Regions from separate parts of the Homo sapiens genome. Here region 1 is linked to region 2. Evidence: read pairs that join two places in POLR2A ChIA-PET (ENCODE). Cell type or tissue: PC-3. All regions are shown on one strand. Links, peaks and the distances in the headings refer to the core of each region. The heading gives the core; the rest is flanking DNA.

Region 1 (4,531 bases), core at 275-4,274, 190 kb before region 2:
ACTTAAAGCATTCTTCCTTAATTAAAGCCACCCACCAAAATCGAGGCATTTGGTGCAGAAATATCTGGCTATAGGTAGGGTGACCATATAATTTATTGTCTAAATCAGGGCTCTTTTGAGAATGAAAAAGAAGCATTATTAATTATTAAACCTAGACAACTAGTGTGAACTGGTGTGCCTCACGCAAATCAGGACTTTTGGTCGCCAAAGTTTCAGATCCTCAGGTACCACCAGAATTTAGAGACTCTGCATCAAAAAGGTACCCCCTAGGCTGGGCGCAGTGGCTCACACCTGTAATCCCAGAACTTTGGGAGGCTGAGACTGGTGGATCACTTGAGGTCTAGAGTTCGAGACCAGCCTTGGCCAACATAGTGAAACCCTGTCTCTACTACAATACAAAAATTAGCCAGGCGTGGTGGTGCACGTCTGTAATTCCAGTTACTTGGGAGGCTGAGGCAGGAGAATCACTTGAACCTGAGAGGCAGAGGTTGCAGTAAGCTGAGATCGTGTCTCTGCACTCCAGTGTGGGCGACAGAGCAAGACTCCGTCTCAAAAAAAAACAAAAAAGTACCCCCAACATATTATTGATCATCTGCTTATTATTTCCATTAATGATATAACCATAATTCTGTAACACTTGATATTTTGTACCAAAATGTGCATTAAGTAGGTTAAATAAAAATTAAAGGCAAACCATATGAAACTCCTTTTGAACTGTTTCTAACATACAAAACAGCATTTTTCTTTTGTAGCACACATAAACTCATGTCATGTCAATGAAATATTTTGTTGCCAAGTGAGTGTAATATTGAATTCACAAAAACAAAACAAAACTATGTTTTCTTTGGATTTTGGAACTGCAGGTAAGGCAATGTGGACATCTAGTGAAATGCACTGAATAAAGTCAGCAAAGCAGAGGATACTAAAATGTAAGAAGGACATGGTATTATCTTTAACTTCAAAATGTAGTCTGGTAAAATCCCCAGAAAAAAAGTAGAAGGGTAATACTACAGCCCCAAAGTGGCATAATCAGTACTATGAAGCTATGAAATCAGAAAAAAAAGCTATAGTTGAGAATATTAAGAATATAATTGAGAAAAAGTAAGTTGACAATATTAAGGTAAAATGCAGAATGGCATTGAGGGATTGGTAAGATTTTGACAAAAAATGAATGAGGATTGGAAGAAGGAAAACAGGTGGAAGGGTAAAGAGAAGAGATAGTAAGGACATTTTAGGCAAACACTACATGTGAGAAAGTAAAGGTTTCATGAAGGATTCCTCATTCTGGGTGAGTAAGAGCAGGATGAAGCCATTAACAGGAAGAACCAAAAGAGAGCTTCTGGGAGAGATTAGCTTTCAGAACATACTGAGTTTCCTCTGATGAAAGGAATCAATGTGACAATGCAGAACTGCAATTCGATAAAGAGCCACTACCTAAACAGCATGTACAAAACCTCCTGGTCACTGGACTTCACAATGTTCTTGGATTTCCTAGTTAATGTCTCCTACACACCCACATCTTCTGACTCTCTTTTATTACCTATAATTTTTGAGTCCACATTTGTCATGTATACAACTTGCTGAAGCAATCACCAACTTTTGAAATGGAAAAGAATTTTAGGAATTAAATAATCTAATGCAGTGGCATGATCATACCTCTGCAGCCTTGAACTCCTGGGCTCAAACAATCCTTCCATCTCAGCCTCCCAAGTAGCTAGGACTACAGGCACGTGCTACCATACCCAGGTAATTAAAAAAAAATTGTTTTGTATAGATGGGGTCTCGCTTTGTCGCCCTGGCAGGTCTCAAACTCCTGGTCTCAAGCAATTCTCCTGCCCTGGCATCCCAAAGAGCTGGGATTATAGGCATGAAATGAGCCACGGCGCCTAGCCTGTGTTCTCTTGTTTTAAACAGAACTTTCTAAAGTTATCTTGCGTACTGTTATTTTCCATATAACAGCTTTATGAAATGCTACAAAAACATTAAGAAACAAATTATCTAATATTTAAGAATATTATCAGCTGCAGAAGAAAATAAATTATAAATCAGGGTGCTTTAAAAATAAAAAAATTATATTTTAGGAAAAAAAATCCAGAATTCATTATCACATCTAAAATGTACTATACAAACACAATAAAAGGACGATAATACAAACTGTTATTGCTATTACTTAATCATTCTAGAACTGAAATACTGGTGTTGACAGTACTTGTAACGGTGTCCTTTACACACAAGATAAAAAGGCACACTGCACAACTTAACAGATGTTTGCTTATTAAGGTACCTCTAAATCCTCAGTCAATATGATACAGGCTTACAGAATAAATTTTCTCTTTAGATCTCTCACTCCAGGAAGTCACTGTAGTTATAAATATCTCTAAAAAACACTATTCATTTTAAAGTCTTAAACAACCAACTAGTATATCAAACTAAAATTTCTACAGAAATAATACTGGAACACAGAACATTTAAACAAAACTTTTACCGATTAAATTGTCAGAAAAGTAGTAAGTGGGGACTTATTTTTACTTCTCACAGCATAGCTTCTAAATAGTTAATACACCTTTCAAGTCATTTCATTCAACCACACAGTTCTAAGATGATTTTTCTCAATTTTTCAGATTCCACATTTTCTTTAAGATTTATGGTCTGCAACCACAGACAGCCATCCTATAAAAAGAGTCACCTATATTTACAAGTTTACAGAAAACATGATTTCTTAAGAAGAAAATACTAAAAAGTTATCTGGAATGATAATCCATCTTTTCTTCTGTTTTTTTTTACTATTTATCCATTCATCTATGGAGAGATTTCTCTCAAACATTTAGTTTATGTCTACTATGTACCATGCAATGAGGTACGAAAGTAGGTTTGAAGTTAACTACTTATCTGCTATGGGTATTATTTCATCTCATCTCCTACAAAGTATGACTTTTTTATTATATTCCCGTAAAGCTCTGACCTATTAGACAGAAAGAGCCTATGATAGAATTATAATCCTAGTATAGATTTCAGGATATTAAAAAAGGATTGATTCAATGGAATAAAACCTTACAAAGATCAGACTTTGATCTAATTAGAAAAAGATGAAAAGGTGATGCGGTATTTATCACATATTTTCTGGAGATTATTTAAATATAGTTAAAAGTTTTAAAAAATACAACAATAGCTGGGCACAATGGCTCATGCCTGTAATCTCAGTGCTTTGGGAGGCTGAGGTGGGGGAGGACTGTTGGAGCCCAGGAGCTCAAGACCAACCTGGCAACATCTCTACAAAAAAAAATTTTTTTTTAATTAGCTAGGTGTGGTATATGTGCCTATAGTCTCAGCTACTTGGGAGGCTGAGGCAGGAGGAAAGCTTGAGTCCGGGAGGTTGAGGGCGCAGTGAGCCCTGATTGTTCCACTGCACTCTGGCCTGGGTGAAATAGCAAGACCTCGTCTCAAACAAAACAAAACAAAACCCAAACACTGAATATTGCAATAAAAGAACTTTAGCCTATAATTCCTGCACTTTGGGAGGCTGAGGCGGATGGATTGCTTGAGTCCAAGGATTTGAGACCAGGCTGGGCAACACAGTAAAACCTCATCTCTATAAAAAAAATAAACTCGGCAAGGTGATGTACCCGTGAGTCTGGGAGGCTAATCTTTTTTGTATTTTTGGTAGAGACGGGGTTTTGCCATGTTGCCCAGGCTGGTCTTCAACTCTTGGCCTCAGGTGATCCTGCCTGCTTCGGCCTCCCAAAGTGCTGGGATTCCAGGCATGAGCCACTGCATCCAGCCTAAAAACCTGTATTTCCAGATATAAAAACTTTAGCTTTGAAATTAATCTTGAATTCATGGAATAAAACAGAAATGCTTTTCAATTAAAGTTTAAAGATGCTGGGTGCAGTAGCTTATGCCTGTAATCCTGGCACTTTGGGAGGCTGAGGTGGGTGGATCACTTGAGGTCAGGAGTTTAAGACCAGCCTGGCCAACATGGTGAAACCCTGTCTCTACTAAAAATACAAAAATTAGCTGAGCATGGTGGTGGGCGCCTGTAATCTCAGCTACTTGGGAGGCTGAGGCAGGAAAATCACATGAACCCGGGAGGCAGAGGTTGCAGTGAGCCGAGACTGTGCTACTGCACTCCATTCTGGGCAACAGAGCGAGACTCCATCTCAAAAAAAAAAAAAAAAAAAAAAAAACCCAAAAATTAAAGAAAACTGTTTATAGCCTACTCAGCTTTTCGAAATATTAAATATCTCAACTTAGATTAAATTATACAAAATAATACAAATGTTTGGCCGGGTGCAGTGGCTCACACCTATAATCCTAGCACTTTGGGAGGCTGAGGCAGGGGGATCGCCTGAGGTCAGGAGTTTGAGACTAGCCTGGCCAACATGCAAAACCCCATCTCTACTAAAAATACAAAAATTAGCTGGATGTGGTGATACATGCCTGTAATCCCAGCTATTCAGGAGGCTGAGGCAGGAGAATCGCTTGAACCCGGGAGGCAGAGGTTGCGCCACTGCACTCCAGCCTAAGTGACAGA
Region 2 (4,245 bases), core at 246-4,245:
ATAGACTTGCCCTGCTGCCACCCATATTTACCAGTCCCATCACTTCCTCTCTTTAGGTGTCTGTGCGGAGTTTTGTTTCTTACATCACTAAAGAATACAAAAACAATACCTTCAGAGTTTCCCACAATACAGATTTTCATGCATCGAAGGAAAGCAGCACTGACAAGACAGGCAGATTGTATTAGAATTATTTAGGTCCTTAGCTTGATTCCCTTCCTGGCTGATTCAGTCCATTCCTTTGTGTCTGCCTGTCCATCTGTGAAGAGAAGATAATTACACCTGCTCCTCATTTACCTCAGAGGGATGTTACAGGCATTCATTTTGAAAGCCTATAAAGCTTTTTGAGCAAGGAGGAGTATAGTTGCAAGAATATATATTGTCGTTGCAGTGGTCCTTGCAAATCTTAATTCCAGTTATCGATATATTGATGAATACGCATTATTCAGTTTCATTAAATAAAAGCTGGCTCTGCCGGGCGCGGTGGCTCAGGCCTGTAATCCCAGCATTTTGGGAGGCCGAGGCAGGCAGATCACTTGAAGCCAGGAGTTTGAGATCAGCCTGGCCAACATGGCAAAACCCCATCTCTACTAAAAATACAAAAATTAGCCGGGCCTGGTGGGGTGCGCCCGTAATCCCAGCTACTGGGGAGACTGAGGCACAAGAATCATTTGAACCTCAGAGGCAGATGTTGCCGTGAGCTGAGATCCCGCCACTGCACTGCACTCCAGCCTGGGTGACAGAGCAAGACTGTTTTCAAAAACAAAACAAAACAAAACAAAAAAAGCTGGCTCTTCATGCTCTGTGAGGTTTTCCCAAAGTGTGTATGTCTAAGAGGAAGGAGGAGAGAGTTTGGTGAATGGAAAATGAGCCACAAATGTAGGTTTTAAGTAATCCATTTCCTTTTAACTCATTTGTGTTCAGCCTTGAAGCTAAAGGAGATGAGCTGAAGAAATGGCGTGAAGTAAGCAGCAATCCTAAACCCCACATTGCCCCAATATTTTTCTGACTCATGATCAAAATTGATCACTTGAGTTAGAAAAAAAATTTTCAGGTGAGAAATGTTTGCTTATGACCAAAAAAAGGTTTTTGTGTAAAGCCTGGCAAGTCACTTAGACTTCTTTAATTGATAAGTCTTCCTAAAGATTTAAAAGAAAATCAAGTCAATTTACATAATCCCTACAATGTCTACCGTTAATTATGTAAGAGGCGAGGCTGTCCCAGATATATAAGGTACGTCAGTTTCTTCCAAAATGTCGTTTTACCTATTATTAAGTTTTCATTGTCTCTCAAGGTGGAAAGCAACAGCTGTTTCCTGAAAATTGCTAAAATTGCATGAACAGTGTGGGAAGCAGGAAACATGCAACAAATACTTCTAAACTCAGAGATCCAGAATGAGATGGTTCCTATCTTCTTCAGTTCCGCAGCACTCATCCTTGACTTCCCATTGTGAAATGAACGACAAATGTTGGTTAAATGCCTACGATGTGCTGGGCTAGTGGTTCTCAAGTGTGGTTCAGCATCATCAACATCAGCATCACGTGGGAACTTGTTAGAGACGCAAATCAGAAGCTGTGGGGTGGAGCCTAGCAATCAGTGTTTTAATAAGCCCTCTATACAAGTGCCTCTTAGAATTGGCATTCCACAGGGTGATAGCAAGGTTGGGACGGGCGGGCCAGCCTGTGGGCAGTACGGGGAGTGGCTGATCACAAACAGCGCAAAGCTTATCCCACCAACTCGTTAGAGGGTGCTTCTCTTTCTGAGCCAGTTCAGGACTTGTATCTTGGAGGAGAAACTCCTCCTCTGGGATTCAGAGCTCATTCCAGATAAATGCTCAAATAGGAGATATTCTAACTTGTGGTTCATATTTTGTGCCAGCCATGAAAGCAAAGCTTCTCTCTATTGCTCTTGTAGCCCTCAATTTCGGAGCTTGAGCCTATCTCCAAGATGGAAAAACAAGGGACAGGAGGCCTAAAAAGGATTTGATCTCTATCATTACCATCTCTCATCTCACTTACCCTTCCCACTACTTTCCCCCATTTTCCTCTTGACCTCCCTGTGCCCAGAATGCTCACTCGAGAACTTGGGAGAGGTGAACAAGGGAGGGTGAGACGTGAGCTAGAGATGGCTGAGAGACAAGATGCTCCAGGGCAGTCCCCACATCCCCCGTTAACCTGCGTGCTTCCCATTCCAAGGGATGACATGCACCTTAGCTACCCTTAACTACACCCCAATCACTCCCTCTCCTCAGACAAAAAGCAATTCCAGGAAATAGAAGTTAGTTTTCACTTAAACAGGATGTGACTATGATGTATGTTTCAATTTCAGCTGGTGGTGACCTGGCTTCTAATAGGAACCCACATCCCCCAGTCCTTGGCGGAGAATGCCTGACAGTGTGGCCAGATTCCTGAGGTTTATGACCTTGTGACCCACAGAGCATTTCAGTCCTCTTCACTCAGCCTAGCAGGCAGATTTGGGGACTAATCATACTGGGAGTCACTATTTCCTGCAAGAAACCTTCCCTTAGGAAGCTTTGTAACATTTCTTTGCAATATCAAAGAGAGACTGAGAGACAGCAAGCTTTAATTTTCACCTGTGACTTAAAATTAATATGTAAATATAGGAAGGAGAAAGAGGAAACTGCGTGGATGGAATGACCTGAGACATCTGGGTCTTTATTCATTCCAATATTATTTTATGAGATTACTATTCAGCTACATACATGAAAGAGACTTCTGAATGGCAGACAGGGCAGAAGGCTTGACTTACCTAGATTGCATATAATCAGTATGTAAGGAGTTAGGATTTTTCTAACAGTAAAAGCAATCTTGACTAAGGCATTTGAAGCAAAAGTTAACACTACCTGAATCTTAGATCAAATAGAAGGGTTTACCCCAGAGAACTATCAAGCATTTTTTTCCAGAGATCTGTGGGGAAACCTACAATTTGATTTTTGAGGGTAAGTTGGGGAGTAGAGGAGAGTTTCTGAAAACTCTCCCTACTATTTCCTGTTTTATTTTTTGAGACGGAGTCTTGCTCTGTCACCAGGCTGGAGTGCAGTTGCACAATCTTGGCTCACTGTAACCTCCGTCTCCCGGGTTCAAGCAATTCTCCTGCCCCAGCCTCCCAAGTAGCTGGGACTACAGGCACGTGCCAAAACACCCAGCTAATTTTTGTATTTTTAGTAGAGACAGAGTTTCACCATGTTGGCCAGGATGGTCTCGATCTCTTGACCTTGTGAGCCACCTGTCTCAGCCTCCCAAAGCGCTGGGATTACAGGCGTGAGCCACCGCGCCCAGCCTATTTCTTCATCCTTAATTCTATTTTCCTGGTTCACTTTGTAGAATTTGCTACACAGGATGTCTTTCACTGTTAAAATTTTCATGTTTCCTTGGTTACTAGGTTGCAGTTTTCTCCTAAGCCCCTCTGTCTCTCTGCATATGAACTTGGTGACAGGGATTGGGAAGTGAATTTTTTTGATGATCTTATTGCTACTGTAGTTAAGAATCAGCACTGTTAAGCAAATGGGGCCTTGGGGATCATAGTTCAACTTCTTTTATTTTACAAATGAGAAAACCAAGTTCAGAAAAGTTAAGCAACTTGCCTAAGGTCACAGAGCCTGTTCATGCCAGGGCTGCCTCAAGAATCCAGGCCTGTTAACTCTGAGTCAAGTACTAAATACATGACTCCATTGCTGGCCTTTTTCTTTTCTTTTTTTTTAAATGCCTGAAATTCTTTACCCTCTTGAGACTCAGCTGAGCATTTGGCCAACCTGGTGTAAATATCAGGCTTTTTCTTAAGTGACAAAGTTTTGATACTATCAAAGAACACGGGAAACTACTATCTGCTCCCGGGGGTGGACACAGATTAGATGGACATTTGGAAAGCTGGAGGCCCTGAAGAGAAAGGTGACACATTACAGGGTTCAGTTTGCGATTAATACTAAGCATTCTGATGGCATGCTGCTTCCACGCAGGGGACAGAGATATCGCTTTCCCATGGACTCTAATTTGTCTCCATAGTCTCTCTTCTAGCAGATCCAGAGATGGATCTTGACTAAAAAGATAGACGTGCTGATTGTCTTCTTAAAGAAAAATTCTGTGGTGGAGGAGGTAGCCTCTTTTAAAATCTGGGAAAGATGTAGATTTTTGAGAATGAAGAGGGTTTAAATTAAACATAGTTCAAAAAATTAAACACAAGAGGGAAACTAATGGAATCCTTCATAAAATGTTTAAAATATTGCCTACG

What was found. ChIA-PET counts read pairs that join two places held together with the same protein. Peaks named below come from ENCODE experiments on the same cell type or tissue, not always from the same donor. Only the 100,000 strongest peaks of a DNase experiment are listed, where the experiment ranks them.
Region 1: POLR2A ChIA-PET joins it to region 2 with 7 read pairs; 4 of 35 experiments call an interaction of 5 or more read pairs at or near these places.

The regions. Positions count from the first base shown.
Region 1 is chr7:77,612,821-77,617,351 of GRCh38, reverse strand. The region is part of intron 11 of PTPN12 (protein tyrosine phosphatase non-receptor type 12); the gene reads right to left. Among named protein-coding and RNA genes, the nearest start is that of PTPN12, 78 kb to the right of the region's middle. In PC-3, for the core only: no CTCF peak of the experiment used is centred there; no DNase peak of the experiment used is centred there.
Region 2 is chr7:77,426,309-77,430,553 of GRCh38, reverse strand. No RefSeq gene overlaps it. Among named protein-coding and RNA genes, the nearest start is that of GSAP, 12 kb to the right of the region's middle. RefSeq lists enhancers at 2,686-3,382, 4,082-4,245. In PC-3, for the core only: no CTCF peak of the experiment used is centred there; a DNase peak (open chromatin) is centred at 2,323; H3K4me3 peaks cover 606 bases; H3K27ac peaks cover 2,514 bases.